Regions from separate parts of the Homo sapiens genome. Here regions 1 and 2 are each linked to region 3. A link is an interaction called in ENCODE POLR2A ChIA-PET data of the cell type or tissue named here. Cell type or tissue: OCI-LY7. All regions are shown on one strand. Links, peaks and the distances in the headings refer to the core of each region. The heading gives the core; the rest is flanking DNA.

What was found. Peaks named below come from ENCODE experiments on the same cell type or tissue, not always from the same donor. Only the 100,000 strongest peaks of a DNase experiment are listed, where the experiment ranks them.
Region 1: POLR2A ChIA-PET joins it to region 3 with 7 read pairs; 9 of 35 experiments call an interaction of 5 or more read pairs at or near these places.
Region 2: POLR2A ChIA-PET joins it to region 3 with 5 read pairs; 2 of 35 experiments call an interaction of 5 or more read pairs at or near these places.

The regions. Positions count from the first base shown.
Region 1 is chr1:174,202,967-174,207,550 of GRCh38, forward strand. All of the region lies in intron 1 of RABGAP1L (RAB GTPase activating protein 1 like), which reads left to right. Among named protein-coding and RNA genes, the nearest start is that of RABGAP1L, 46 kb to the left of the region's middle. RefSeq lists an enhancer at 1,972-2,021. In OCI-LY7, for the core only: no CTCF peak of the experiment used is centred there; no DNase peak of the experiment used is centred there.
Region 2 is chr1:172,389,268-172,393,851 of GRCh38, forward strand. The region is part of intron 20 of DNM3 (dynamin 3); the gene reads left to right. LOC102724528 (a long non-coding RNA gene) reads right to left here. Exons shown (of 3, transcript XR_001738294.3): 3 at 4,484-4,584. Among named protein-coding and RNA genes, the nearest start is that of C1orf105, 29 kb to the right of the region's middle. In OCI-LY7, for the core only: no CTCF peak of the experiment used is centred there; a DNase peak (open chromatin) is centred at 1,704; H3K4me3 peaks cover 735 bases; H3K27ac peaks cover 472 bases.
Region 3 is chr1:173,859,620-173,864,203 of GRCh38, forward strand. It overlaps GAS5-AS1 (GAS5 antisense RNA 1), which reads left to right and starts at 3,629. Exons shown (of 1, transcript NR_037605.1): 1 at 3,629-4,322. GAS5 (growth arrest specific 5) reads right to left here. Exons shown (of 12, transcript NR_002578.4): 12 at 4,282-4,456. SNORD81 (small nucleolar RNA, C/D box 81) reads right to left here; the gene lies at 4,527-4,584. RefSeq lists enhancers at 1,295-2,011, 2,012-2,728 and silencers at 1,782-1,932, 2,980-3,109. In OCI-LY7, for the core only: no CTCF peak of the experiment used is centred there; DNase peaks (open chromatin) are centred at 1,432, 2,272, 2,602 and 3,222; H3K4me3 peaks cover 539 bases; H3K27ac peaks cover 2,082 bases.

The DNA of each region.
Region 1 (4,584 bases), core at 586-3,085, 340 kb after region 3:
TGTGGTATTATTTCTTTTGCTGTGCAGAAGCTCATGAATTTAATTAGATCCCACTTGTCCTTTTTTTCCTTTATTGTGATTGCTTTGATGTCTTCGTCATGAAATCTTTGCCTGTTCCTATGTCCAGGGTGGTATTTTTTAGGTTGTCTTACAGGATTTTTATAATTTTGGGTTTTACACTTAAGTCTTTAGTCCATCTTGAGTTAATTTTTGTTTATGATGTAAGGAAATGGTCCACCTTCAGTGTTCTGTGTGTGGCTAGCCAGTTTATCCCATCACTATTTATTGAATAGGGAGTCTTTTCCCCATTGCTCATTTGTATATGATGTAAGGAAATGGTCCATCTTCAGTGTTCTGCATATGGCTAGCCAGTTATCTCATCACCATTTATTGAACAGGGAGTCTTTTCCCCATTGTTTTTGTCAGCTTTGTCAAAGATCAGATGGTTGTAGGTGTGTGGCCTTATTTCTGGGCTCTCTATTTTGTTCCATTGGTCTATGTGCCTGTTTTTGTACCCGTACCATGCTGTTTTGGTTACTGTAGCCCTGTAGTATAGTTTGAAGTTGGGTAACATGGTGCCTTCAGCTTTGTTATTTTTGCTTAGGATTTCTCTGGCTGTTCAGGTTCTTTTTTTGGTTCCATATGAATTTTAAAATAGTTTTTCCTAGTTCTGTGAAGAATGTTGTTTGATAGGAATAGCATTGAATCTGTAAATTGCTTTAGGCAGTTTGGCCATTTCAATGACATTCTATCCATGAGCATGGGATGTTTTTCCATTTATTTGTGTTGTTTCTGATTTCCTTGAGCAGTGTTTTATAATTCTTAGTGTAGAGATGTTCTACCTCGTGGTTGGCTGTATTCCCAGGTATTTTGTTCTTTTTGTGGCAATTTGGAATGGGATTGCCTTTCTGATTTGGCTCTTGGCTTAGCTGTTGTTGGTGTATAGGAATGCTAGTGATTTTTGTACATTGATTTTTTTTTTTTTTTTTTTAAAGATAGTGTATCTCTCTGTTGCCCAGAGTGCAGTGGCACTAGAGTGCAGTGGCACAATCTCGGCTCACTGCAACCTCCACTTCCCAGGTTCAAGTGTTCTTGTGTGTCAACCTCCTGAATAGCTGGGATTTCAGGCATGTGCCACCATGCCCAGCTAATTTTTGTATTTTTAGTAGAGACAGGATTTCACCATGTTGGCCAGGCTGGTCTCAAACTCCTGACCTCAAGTGATCTGCCCACCTCAGCCTCCCAAAGTGCTGGGATTATACGTGTGAGCCACTGTGCCTGGCCTGTACATTGATTTTGTATCCTGAAACTTTGCTGAAGTTGTTTATCAGCTGAAGGAGCTTTTGGGCTGAGACTGGGGCTTTCTAGATATAGAGTCGTGTTATCTGTAAACAGAGATAGTTTGACTTCTACTCTTTCTGTTTGAATGCTCTTTCTTACTCTTGCCTAATTGCTCTGGCTAGGACTTCCAATACTATTTTTAATAGGAGTGGTGAGAGAGGGCATCCTTGTGTTGTGCCGGTTTTTACAGGGAATGCTTCTAGCTTTTGACCGTTGAGTATAATGTTGGCTGTGGGTTTGTCATAGATGGCTTATTATTTTATTCCTTCAGTACATAGTTTACTGAGAATTTTTAACATGAAGGGGTGTTGAATTTTACCAGAGGCCTTGATATGGTTTAGCTCTGTGTCCCCATCCACATCTCATATTGAATTGTAATCCCCAGTGTTAGGGGAGGGACCTGGTGGGAGGTGATTGGATCCTGGGGGCGGATGTCTCCCTTGCTGTTCTCATGGTAGTGAGTGAGTTCTCACAAGATCTGGTTGTTCTCACGAGATGTGGAGTGTAGTACTTCCCCCTTCACTCTCTCTCTCTTTCCTGCTCCTCCATGGTAAGATGTGCTTCTTTGCCCTTCGCCTTCTGCTATGATTGTTAAGTTTTCTGAGGCCTACCAGCCATGCTTTCTGTACAGCCTGTGGAACTGTGAGTCAGTGAAATCTCCTTTCTTCATAAATTACCCAGTCATGGGTAGTTCTTTATAGCAATGTGAGAATGGACTAATAAAGGCCTTTTCTGCTTCTCTTGAGATAATCACGTGGTTTTTGTCTTTAGTTCTGTTTTTGTGATGAGTCACATTTATTGATTTGTGTATGTTTAACCAACTTCACATCCTGGAGATGAAGGCTGCTTGATTGTGGTGGATTAGCTTTTTGATGTGTTGCCGGATTCGGTTTTCAAGTATTTTGTTGAGGATTTTTGCGTTGATGTTCATCAAGGATATTAGCCTGCAGTTTTCTTTTATTGTTGTGTTTATCAGGATGGTGCTGGCCTCATAGAATGAGTTGGGGAGGAGTCCCTCCTCCTCAGTTTTTTGGAATAGTTTCTGTAGGAATGGTACCAGCTCTTCTCTGTAGATCTGGTAGAATTCAGCTGTGAATCCATCAGGTCCTGGGATTTTTTTGGTTGGTAGACGTTTTATTACTGATTCAATTTTGGAGCTTGTTATTGGTCTCTGTGGGGAATCAGTTTCTTCCTGGTTCAGTCTTGGGAGGACATATGTGTCCAGGAATTTATGTCTCTTTTAGGCTTTCTAGTTTGTATGCATAGAGGTGTCTGTAGTAGTTTCTGATGGTTATTTTTTATTTCTGTGGGGTCAGTGGTAACATTTCCTTTGTTATTTCTAATTGTGTTCTCTCTTTTCTTTATTACTCTAGCTAGTGGCCTATGTATCTTACTAAGTTTTTCAAAAAACCAACTCCTGGATTCATTCATCTTTTAATTGTTTTTTCTTGTCTCTATTTACTTCAGTTCAGCTCTGATTTTGAATACTTCTTTTCTTCTGGTAGCTTTGGTGTTGATTTCTTCTTGCTTCTCTAATTCTAGAAACCCAATTTAAACTAATTTGTGCAAAAATAATTTGTTGAAAGGAATATTTTAGGGAAATAAAAAATGGAAGATTTATTAAGACTGAGGATGGGGACAATTGGAGCTAGGCCTCAGGAATGACTCAGGGATATGACTTGGTTAAGACCCTTTTTCTTGTCTCCGTCTAGGGTTTACTTTTCTCTCTCACTGCACACTGTCATTCTTCATTGAGGAAAAACATGGCTGGTCACTAGTCCAAAAATCTTAGAAATTGGATTAATTGATCTAGCTTAGATTCATCTATTTGGCTGTGGGGTTGACATTTTTATAAAAGCTATGTGGTTTAAGTAGAGAGAAGGCTTATTCGCAGAATAAGATGTTTGAGAATTATTGTTGGACAGATAAAAATAGGTATCCATTAAAGTAATGTGAATTAATAAAGTTCTTTTGTCCCCTTTTCAGAGCTAGAGACATACTTGTGTACATGCATACATATTGGTTTGGTTCTTGCTTGGGAACTAGAGTAGTGGATAGACTGTTTAGTAAACAAAAGTCATGGTAATTTTTTCCTGGATTGGCTCAGTTTTTCAAAGCACAGAAGAATTTTGGTTGGCAAATGTTGTTCTATAAAGTATTTGTCCATTTTCTTAGTGTAAGTTAAGAATAGTTCCCTTTCTACTTTTGTTATGGATCTCCTACAGTCATTCTAATTCTAATGCCTGATAGTCTTTGCAGCCTATCCAATCTTGACTCACCCTTATATTTTTAGGTTTCTATTTTAGCTCAGGAGCCACTTGAAAATGAGTAGGCACAAACACGTGATCTAAAAGCAAGAAGGAGGCTAACCACATTTGGCACTGAAGGAAATTAGATCACGTGCACTGTGATTGCACACTTTCGAATATGTTACGTTATTTTGGGAAGAAAATAGCTTTCAGTTAGACATTGCTGAATATTGTTGTACTATTTCTTGTATATGTGAAAATTGTAGTTTTAGGCATCCAAGTGAGGTATTAATTTAGATATCATTATTGCTCATTTAGCAAAAATGATGTGGCATTAAAGTAAGAATTATAAGCTATTTCACTGGTAGAATTGCTGTAGGTATGGGGGAGAAGTGTGTCTTTAAGTGATTTAATTTAATCTAAATATTTATTGAGCTCCTTTGAGTTTAGAAGGGGATGGATAGAAGAAACAAAACACTGATACATACCAGATTTTCTATAATGCTGATAAGCTTCTGTTCCTTATTTCCGTATATCTTTAAAATGCCCTGAAAGTGAAAATATTTATGCCTATATTTCCATTATTTTTTGCACCTGAAGAAACATAAAAATCTTTTGTCAGATTTTATATTCTGATTTTTAGATTGCAACAGAGCAGTCTTAACTAAATGCATTTTAAAGCAGTTTTGCATTTGTACACTGCTCTGTAGTACATGCTGCGTTGAAATGGATGTATTAGTCTGAAGTTCACTAGAACAGTGAGCTTCATATTATTTAAAAGACCTCTGAGAATATTCCAGCTGTTATTTCTTTTGATTTGAAATAATAGCAGATTGCCATACATAAAGACAAAGTTAACATTTTGTTATAGCACACTGCTGCATAATAGTAGACTTAGTAAATTATATTTTGAAAGGACGTTTTGGAATGTAGGTCAGGAGCTGACTGGATTCTTCTGGAAATCACATAGCATGAGAATCTTGAGTCAAGTCAG
Region 2 (4,584 bases), core at 586-3,085, 1.5 Mb before region 3:
TTTACCAATTTTCATATAGGCTGAATAAATCTGGCTGATTGATCTGCAATTGTTTTTTTAAAAACTACACATAGAAATTTTAATATAGGCATGATTGTTGTATACAGTCACTAATCATATATAAGATAGATCATTGTACATCTGAATAATACGTGTTGACAATTATAAGTGGATTTTCAGGCTTAATTGTGAAACAATATAGCTAATAAATAATGGACCTAGAAACACACATAGTTGGAGCTGTAGTCTCACCTTCATATACTTACAGTCAAAATATACACAATGAATAGAATCAGAGATTTTTAAGGTATAAAGTACTAAGGTTTTTTTCCCCCTCAAAATCAGAAATATAAAGAGGAAAGAAAATTAGCCCATATATAAAGTTAATTTTTAAAAAATTCAATTCAGAGAATTAAAATATTTATATACTCCATGAAGGAATATCTGACTGTATATGAACCATAAAAACAGATGTGACTTCTACCCATCCCTGAAGCCTGAGCCACCTTGCCAACTGATTATGGCACTTACGTTTTATTTTAATCTTCAAGTTGTTAAGCGTAATGAAGAGAAGAGAAGAAGGGGGATCTTAAGCTAGTACACAGAGGGTGGTACAGCAAGAATAGGCAGGAGATTTGCAGTCAGAAGACCTGGGTTACTGAAGGTCTTGGGCAACTCATTTAACTCTGAGACGGGAGTTCTTTATCTATGAAACAGGGAGAACTCAATAAGGTTGTTCCCCAGATCATATGACATGAGGTATTTGAAAGAGTTTGATACACTGTAAAGACTACAGTTGTTACCACTGTTATCATTTTGGTCCTAAGCAAAGAGGATATATACACACTCTCAATCCAATTTTTTTTCTCTAAATTCAATAGACTTGGCTTATAAATTATTTGGAATGGTGCTAAATTTCTAGTAATAGCAGTACTAGCAATAGCCAACATTTATTGTGCCCTCAATATTACTAGGCATTGCCCTAAGAACTTTGTATATACATTTTTGTTTAAAGCTCACAACAAATAGGTTGTTATCCACATTTTACAGATGAGGCAGTGAGGTTAAACAGCTTGCCCAAGGCTGCTCAGCCAGTCCCTAGTGGAGCTGGACTTTAATCCCATGCAGTCTGCTTCCAAAGCCATTTCCTGACCATGACCCCAGGGTTTTTCAGCCTCATCAGTACTGACGTTTTTGTTGTGGAGGGCTGTCCTGTGTATTGTAAGATGTTTAGCAGCATCCCTCCCCTCTACCCTCTAGATTTCAGTTGCAGTCCCCAGTTGTGACCACTAAAAATATCTGTAGACACTCCCAATGTCCCTTAGGGGAGTAAAATTCCTCTCCACGTGAGAACCACTGCACTGTAGTATTCAAAAGAATTCCCTTCCATGTAAAACCATGAATTTCCGCATTGAGCCTTGCTACAAGCAAGATCCAATTTATTATTTTAGAAAACCTCAAATTGACTAGGAAAGTGTCTGCCATTGTACCAGGAAGGTATTGAGGCCATTGGAAGAGGAAGAGTTGAGAGTGGGAAGGCTGGAGTGCCATGCAGGAGCTACTTTTGTCTGTCTAGCTGTGAGAAAAAACCAGAGCAAACTGGTGGTGCCTGTCCTGGGGAATGAACATGCATGTTCTGCCTGCTTGCTTGACTGCTTTACCTGTGGGTTTCAGATGAGCTAGCTTGCCAGTACCCTTCAGAAAAATCAACTTTTGAATGCTAAGCTGACTTGTTAAGCAGGGTGGAGTTGCCGTTAGTATTTTCCAGCTCGCACGAACAAGGCAGCCGGATGAGAATGAGTAGCCCGAGCTGGATGGCCGGCACATGGGCAGCAGGGCTTAATGAGACTACATTAGGGAATTTATAGGATGACAGTTGCCTTATTTGAAATTTCTAGAATACTCTCAAGTTAGAACCAGACTTTACTTGATCTGGCCATGCAAAGAGTCCCAAATTTAAAACAGAAATGAAAGTACAGGGTAAAAGAGGAAAGTTTGTTGTTTTGTGCTGAGCCTTCAAGTTTCTGTGCTGGTTCAGCGCTTTGGGAGGGAAATCCCGGGGAAGGGGGCTGGGGGAGGGGTGGTCACCTGAGAGAGGGCAAGAAAGACTCTGTCAGGATCCCCATGCCTGTTAAATCCAGCTTTAGATGGAGAGTTCTGACCACATAAAGTCTGTTTTTAATAAAAGCCAGAGCAGGAATCCTACCAAATACAAGCCAGAAATGGGGTTTAAGATTTCAAAAAAAGAAAGGAAGAGAGAACGAGAGAAAGAAAGAAATTGAGAGAAGCGCTTGTTGAAACTTCACCTTATTCTGTTTGTTTAATATATTCTATTTCCCCTCTGTGCTTTGCCTCCATTTTCTCTATCAAAAACTTAGAAAGTTGAAATGCCATTATCCATCATCTCTGGGAAAACAACCCTTTGTTTTCAGAGAAGGAAGTTTGATTTTTTTTTTCAAGTTTTTTACTTTCTTAAGGGTCCTTTCTCCTCTTGTATCTGAAACCAGAAACCTATAACATGACAAGACAGCACAAAAGGTGTCCCGCCAGCTCCCTGTTGGGCTTTAATATTACAAAGGCAATAACTGAACTTTTAGAGACAAGAGATTCTGCCATTCAGCATGGGCTTGTGCATAGTTTTCTTCTGGATAATTCACGACTTCATTAGCAAGTTATGATCTTGACTTTTAAGAGCATATATACTTTTATGTTAACGCCATTCAAAGGTAATCAAAGCACACTTGCAATTGTACAGAAACCATGAGTGTTCTGCTTTTAAAAAATATATATTATTGTATCTTTCCATTCCAATATAAAAGGAGAGGAAGGAGAGAGGTGGTGGAGTCATTTTTGGCCCAGCTTTTCTCAGCTGCTCAAGCTGTTCTGGTTTATGTGCATGGAGCCTTTCAGTTAGGGAGCTGGAAATATTGCAAACTACATGCCTGTTTTAATTAATTCCACTTGAACTAGAGAAGCATCTCTATCCCAAAGAGATTCACTAGTATGTATGCTTCTGTCATTGGTAACTTGAGTATACACAAATCAGTGATTTGTGGAACATTTTCTATTGCCAGAATATCTGGATTGTCACCTCCCCTCTCACCTCCACTCAACTTCTCTGAAGGGGCTAAATGCTGTTTGAAAATCCAATCCAGTGTGTATTTATTTACTTAACAAGATGATCTTAAACAGACATCACCACCTCTTTAGGGTTCCTATTCTCTTAATTGAAGATCCTGATCTTCATCAGACATTAACTTTAGAGCTGATGTAACTATTTTCAGATATAGCTTCTTAAAATTAGTTAATTGGGAATCACAGTCTTTGACATTAACGGAACAAATTCACTGAATCCGAGTGTGTTTTTCCTGGCAATAATGAACTCTGGCATTATTTCACTCATTTGTCTTCTTCCCTTTCCTTGGACTAAGCTATTTTGCAATAGTCAAAAGGGGATAAGGGTGGGAGGAAGGGTCTCCAACCAAGCAAGAAGAAACTTTTTTTTTTAACCTCATCACTCAATATTCAAGTACTTTTTTTGACCACCCTTGTTCACCAAGTATGATGGTTTCTCTTTAAAAAGACAAAACTGAATCATTCGAAAGGATTTGGGTTTTACTCCAGCTCATCAAAATGACATAAACACAATATGGAAACCAAGAAATGCTCCCTTGAAGGAGTCTCTGGTGAGCCCCTTAGTGAAGCTGATGTCCCACCCTGCAAGGGCAGTCCCAGAGTAGCATCAAGATTATTCCAGAGTGTCTCACTCATGCCCATCCCATGACTTAGGTGGCTTCCTTGACTTATGTGGCACACTTTAAGAGTTTCATTGTAATCCCACATTTTCAGTAATTTATTACAAATCGACCATGCCAAAAGATTTATTAATCCTTCTACATAGGCAATCAATGCATGCATATTCTTTTCTTTACAAAGACAAAAGCCATTTAATCCTCCTTATAATTTAGTTTAATTCTGTTTCAAATGTTTGACCTTGATGGCCTGCAGTGCTCTATCTCTTTTATGTATTTTACATATTGTTATAACTGACAATTAATATAAAGTCCCTTTCACTTAGGGATACGATCTCCTTGTTTCGGTTTTGTAGCCAGTCCCCCAAATTTTGCATGAGGACAAATTCACGATTCTTATGAGTGTGTCTTTGAATCCCTTACGTCAAGGTTTGGTGCCATGAAGGATGAAGCTGCTGAGCCCTGAAGTCGTGGGCTAAGGGTACACGGACAATTAAGCAACTTAAGTGACTAGCCTGTGTCTGATTCCCCTGCAGTCATGTACTGAAAACCTCCTGACTTACTGTCTTTTCAACAGCCCTCTAAAAGTCTGACTTCTTTTAGCAGCTGAATGTCATTTGGACAAATGAGGAACTCATCTTGTGACCTCTGATGTCAGCCAGGAGCTTTCTATTTTTCTCACCATCCTCCCCCTTTAAAAAACAAATACATAAATTTATCATTGGGCATTGTGATTTTTCATGGAACAGTTTTTATTTTTAGCAACTGGCTTTCAAAGCAAGGAAAGATGTTTTTTTAAGCATAATTACTAAGAATAGAAACAACTTTGAGG
Region 3 (4,584 bases), core at 1,300-3,799:
TACATGTTAACACAAATAGCATGTTTTTATTTTATTTTATTTTGAGACAGAGTCTCACTCTGTTGCCCAGGCTGGAGTGCAATGGTGCGATCTTGGCTCACTTCATCCTCCACCTCCCGGGTTCAGGCAGTTTTCCTGCCTCAGCCTCCTGAGTAGTTGGGACCACAGGTGCCCTCCACCACACCTGGTTAATTTTTGTATTTTTAGTAGAGACGAGGTTTTGCCATGTTGACCAGGCTGGTCTCAAGCTCCTGGCCTCAGGTGATCCGCCTGCCTCAGCCTCCCAAAGTTCTGGGATTACAAAGGCGTGAGCCACCACACTCAGCCATGTTTTTATTTTAAAAATAATTATTTTCAAAAAAAAAATAGAAGAGTAACATTGTTTTATATTTCTGCAAATATTTTTTATTTCTGGCTTAATAGAAGACACTAGATTCTGATATCTGCTTCTGTATCCTATCTGTTGTTATATGCTGTTTTGGTTGAAGTCTGTGAAGAAAATCTGACCCCACTCATATATAAAGTTGGAAAAGGGAGGAGTATTTTAATAGCTTTGTCTGATAATTATGGATACTCTCTTTGATACCACACCAAAATATGACAAGTAGTAGAGTTCCTTAAAGGCTAGTTGCAATGTGGATTCTGAAATCGTATTGATGAGCTTTTCTAAAGTCCATTGGTGTACCTTGTATTTAAATAGAACTTTTACCTATGTGTGATATTTGTAACACCAGTCCAGTGATTGATCATTTGGAAAATATTGGTTCACTGAGTTATGCAAATCTTCCAAATGTTGACACATTTTGATATACAATATCTAAAACAAAATACCATTAATTAATATTACCACCAATCCCATTACAAAAGTCTAAGTCTGAGGAAGCTATAAGGGCACAGAAGTGTATACAAGCCTTCCAAAATTTTAGGTTTCATTTGGAAGCTTGAGTTTTATCATTGGCAACAAATGCCATCAGTTTTTTCCAAGCTGACTTGTTCTTTTTTGAGCAAATCTCTGCCAAAATTACCCCTAAAATATGAATAATCAATTTGTCAGGTTTTTTCAAACTAAAAATGTTCTGTGAAAACAAGCAGCTAGTTCAGCTTGTATCTCAAACAATTGTAACTACTTTTTCTAGGGAAAAAAAAATCTAGACATCCATACTTTATGGCAGATGTGCTTCATGCATACTTCCCATTTTGTCACACAGAATATCAAAATAACGTGTACTCAAGGTCAAGATTTACTAACAACTAAAATTCCAAAACTGCTAAACAACAGAATGCTGAATAAGGTGATCCAATTTTTAATATTTTATTTGAGACAACATCTCACCCTGTCACCCAGGCTGGAATCCAGTGGTGTGACACAGCTCACTGCATCCTCAACCTCCTGGGCTCAAGCGATCGTCCCACCTCAGTCTCATGAGTGGTTGGGACTACAGGCATGCACCATCATGCCCGGCTCACTTTTTTTTTCTTTTTTTTTTTAATTGTAGACACAGGGTCTCACTATGTTGCCCAGGCCGGTCTTGAACTCCTGGACTCAAGCAATCCCCCCACCTTGGTTTCCCAAAGTGTTGGGATTACAGGCATGAGCTACTACATACAACTGAAATCTTTTAATATGCTTGTCAAAAAGTTTTCTGATTCAGCAAATGGCACTTATATATAAAAGAGAGAACAAGAAGCTGGATGCGGTGGCTCACGCCTGTAATCCCAGCACTTTGGGAGGCTAGGTGGGCAGATCACGAGGTCAGGAGTTCGAGACCAGCCTGGCCAACGTGGTGAAACCCCCTCTCTACTAAAAATACAAAAATAGCCAGGCATGGTGGCCCACGCCTGTAATCCCAGCTACTTGGAAGGCTGAGGCAGGAGAATCGCTTGAACCTGGGAGGTGGAGGTTGCAGTGAGCCAAGATTGCGCCGCTACATTCCAGCCTGGGCAACACGAGCGAAACTCCGTCTCAAAAAAAAAAAAAAAAAGAATAGAACTTGGCTGGATGCAGTGGCTCACACCTGTAATCCCAGCACTTTGGGAGGGCAGGGCAGTTGGATCACTTGAGGCCAGGAGTTCAAGACTAGCCTGGCTGACATGGTGAAACTCCATCTCTACTAAAAATACAGAAAAAAAAATTAGCTGGGAGTGGTGGCACACACCTGTCATCCCAGCTACTCAGGTAGTTGAGGCACAACAATCACTTGAGCCTAGGAGGCCCAGGCTGGAGTGAGGTGGCACGATCTTGGTTCACTGCAACCTCCACCTCCAGGGTTCAGAGTAGCTGGGACTACAGGCCCACACTACCACACCCGGCTAATTTTCGCTTTTTTTCAGTAGAGACCGGGTTTTGCCATGTTGGCCAGGCTGGTCTCGAAGCCTGAGCCATAACCTGGCGAAAAGATACTTTGAAATGTAACATCGTTTTTCACTTCAAAATCAAGGTATTTTACCAACTTGTCTTTGGTACCTCCCCAAAAACTGATCTACTACATTTGCAGTTTCATTCATTTTTCCAACATTAAGGAATAAACTTGAAGCGCTTACATTCTTGTGGGGGAAGTAAGAACAAAACACATAATAGGTCATGGTGGTCACATGAAAAGTAAAGGGTAACCGATTGGGGTAGGTGGTGGTAGTTTTGTGTGTGTGTTTTTTTTTGAGACCAAGTCTCGCCGTTGCCCAGGCTGGAGTGCGGTGGCATGATCTCAGTTCACTGCAACCTCCACTTCCTAGGTTCAAGCAATTCTCCTGCCTCAGCCTCCTGAGTAGCTGGGATTACAGGTGCACGCCACACCTGGCTAACTTTTGTATTTTTAGTAGAGATGGGGGTTTCACTATGTTGGTCAGGCTGGTCTCAAACTCCTGACCGTGTGATCCACCCGCCTCGGCCTCCCAAAGTGGTGGGATTACAGGCATGAACCACCACGCCCAGCCTTCTTTTTTCCTTTGAGAAAGTCTCACCCTGGCACCCAGGCTGGAGTGCAGTGGCAGGATCACGGGTCACTGCAACCTCAGCCTCCCAGGTTCAGTTCCCCTGCCTCAGCCTCCCGAATAGCTGGGACTACAATAGCCCACCACTACACCCGGCTAGATTTTTGTATTTTTAGTAGAGATGGGGTTTCACCATATTGGCCAGGTTGGTCTTGAAATCCTGACCTCAGGTAATCTGCCCACCTCAGCACCCAGCCAGGTGGTGGTAGTTGTTTTACAGCCTGTGTGAGACATTCGGGTGAGCCCCAGGAAATGAAAGAATGTGCTTATTTGGGGGAGGGGGAGGCCTTTTTTCTTAGACAAAATTGGGCATTCCCAACTTACACGCATTTAGTGCATAAGCTGACATTTCAATGAGATTGTGAAATGACAATGGGAAGGGCCCTGAAAAAAACATCAAGCATAAAAGGCCTGGGAGGCCGGGCACTGCGGCTCAGGCCTGTGAAATCCCAGCACTTTGGGAGGATGGGGTTTCGTCTCTACTAAAAATACCAAAATGAGTTGGTTGTGATGGTAGGTGCCTATAGTCCTAGCTACAAGAGGCTGAAGAGAATCGCTTGAACCCGGGAGGTAGAGGTTGCAGTGAGCAGCGGTTGAGATCATGCCATTGCACTCCAGCCTGGGCAACAGGATTCAGTCTCAAAAAAAGGAAAATTCAGAGAGTAACTGAAGTTTTATCATTAATGGGACTAAAGTGCTTTAGCCCAGAAACAGATTTGTAAAACCATTACTGCTAACAAAGACATCATTATAAGCACAGCTGTACTGACACTGAAATTAAAATTTGACCCATCTTGGAATTTTGGCCCCTTGGTCCTGTTTCCCTGGGACAGATTGCCTTAAACCAGTTGTGCCCTTTATACCCACTTTTGGCATCCCTAAACACTTAGTGCTTGCCAAAAACCTATCACCATGGCTATGGATTGTAGATTTTCCCAATTCCATTAATGCCTATCACTAGTTGGGCATTTCTATAGTATTTTCTATAACTTATTTTCCCAGCCTCAGACTCAACATGACTTTCTCCAAGTAGCTCCATCAATACTTTAAGCTCAAAACCAATTAGCACAGGGGCCTATGAAACCTGACAATTTGCTCATATGGAGAATTAGGAAATATTGCACTTTAATGCATAAGACACCTTGTAAAATACCCATAAAATTTTAACTGGCTGCAGTGTTAATGAAGCAAATACCATGGAGTTATAATAGCTTTTGAATGTGATTTATGCTTACAGCTAATGAACAGATGAAAAGCACTGTCCTTTTTTAAGTAAACACTACACACTCCAGATGGATTGCAAAAATTTATTAAAATTGGAGACACTGTTTTAATCTTCTTGTGCCATGAGACTCCATCAGGCAGTCTACAAAGACCACTGGGAGGCTGAGGATCACTTGAGCCCAGAAGTTTGAGGCTGTAGTAAGCTTCAAAGGCCACTGCACTCTAGCTTGGGTGAGGCAAGACCCTGTCTCAAAAAATAAGACAAGACTTTTAGCCACATTTACAGACTTCAATTAAAATGCTACATGGGAATGCAGAATATCAGATATTTTATTGTCATCAAGTAATCAGTGAGAGAGTTCAAGTTGGATT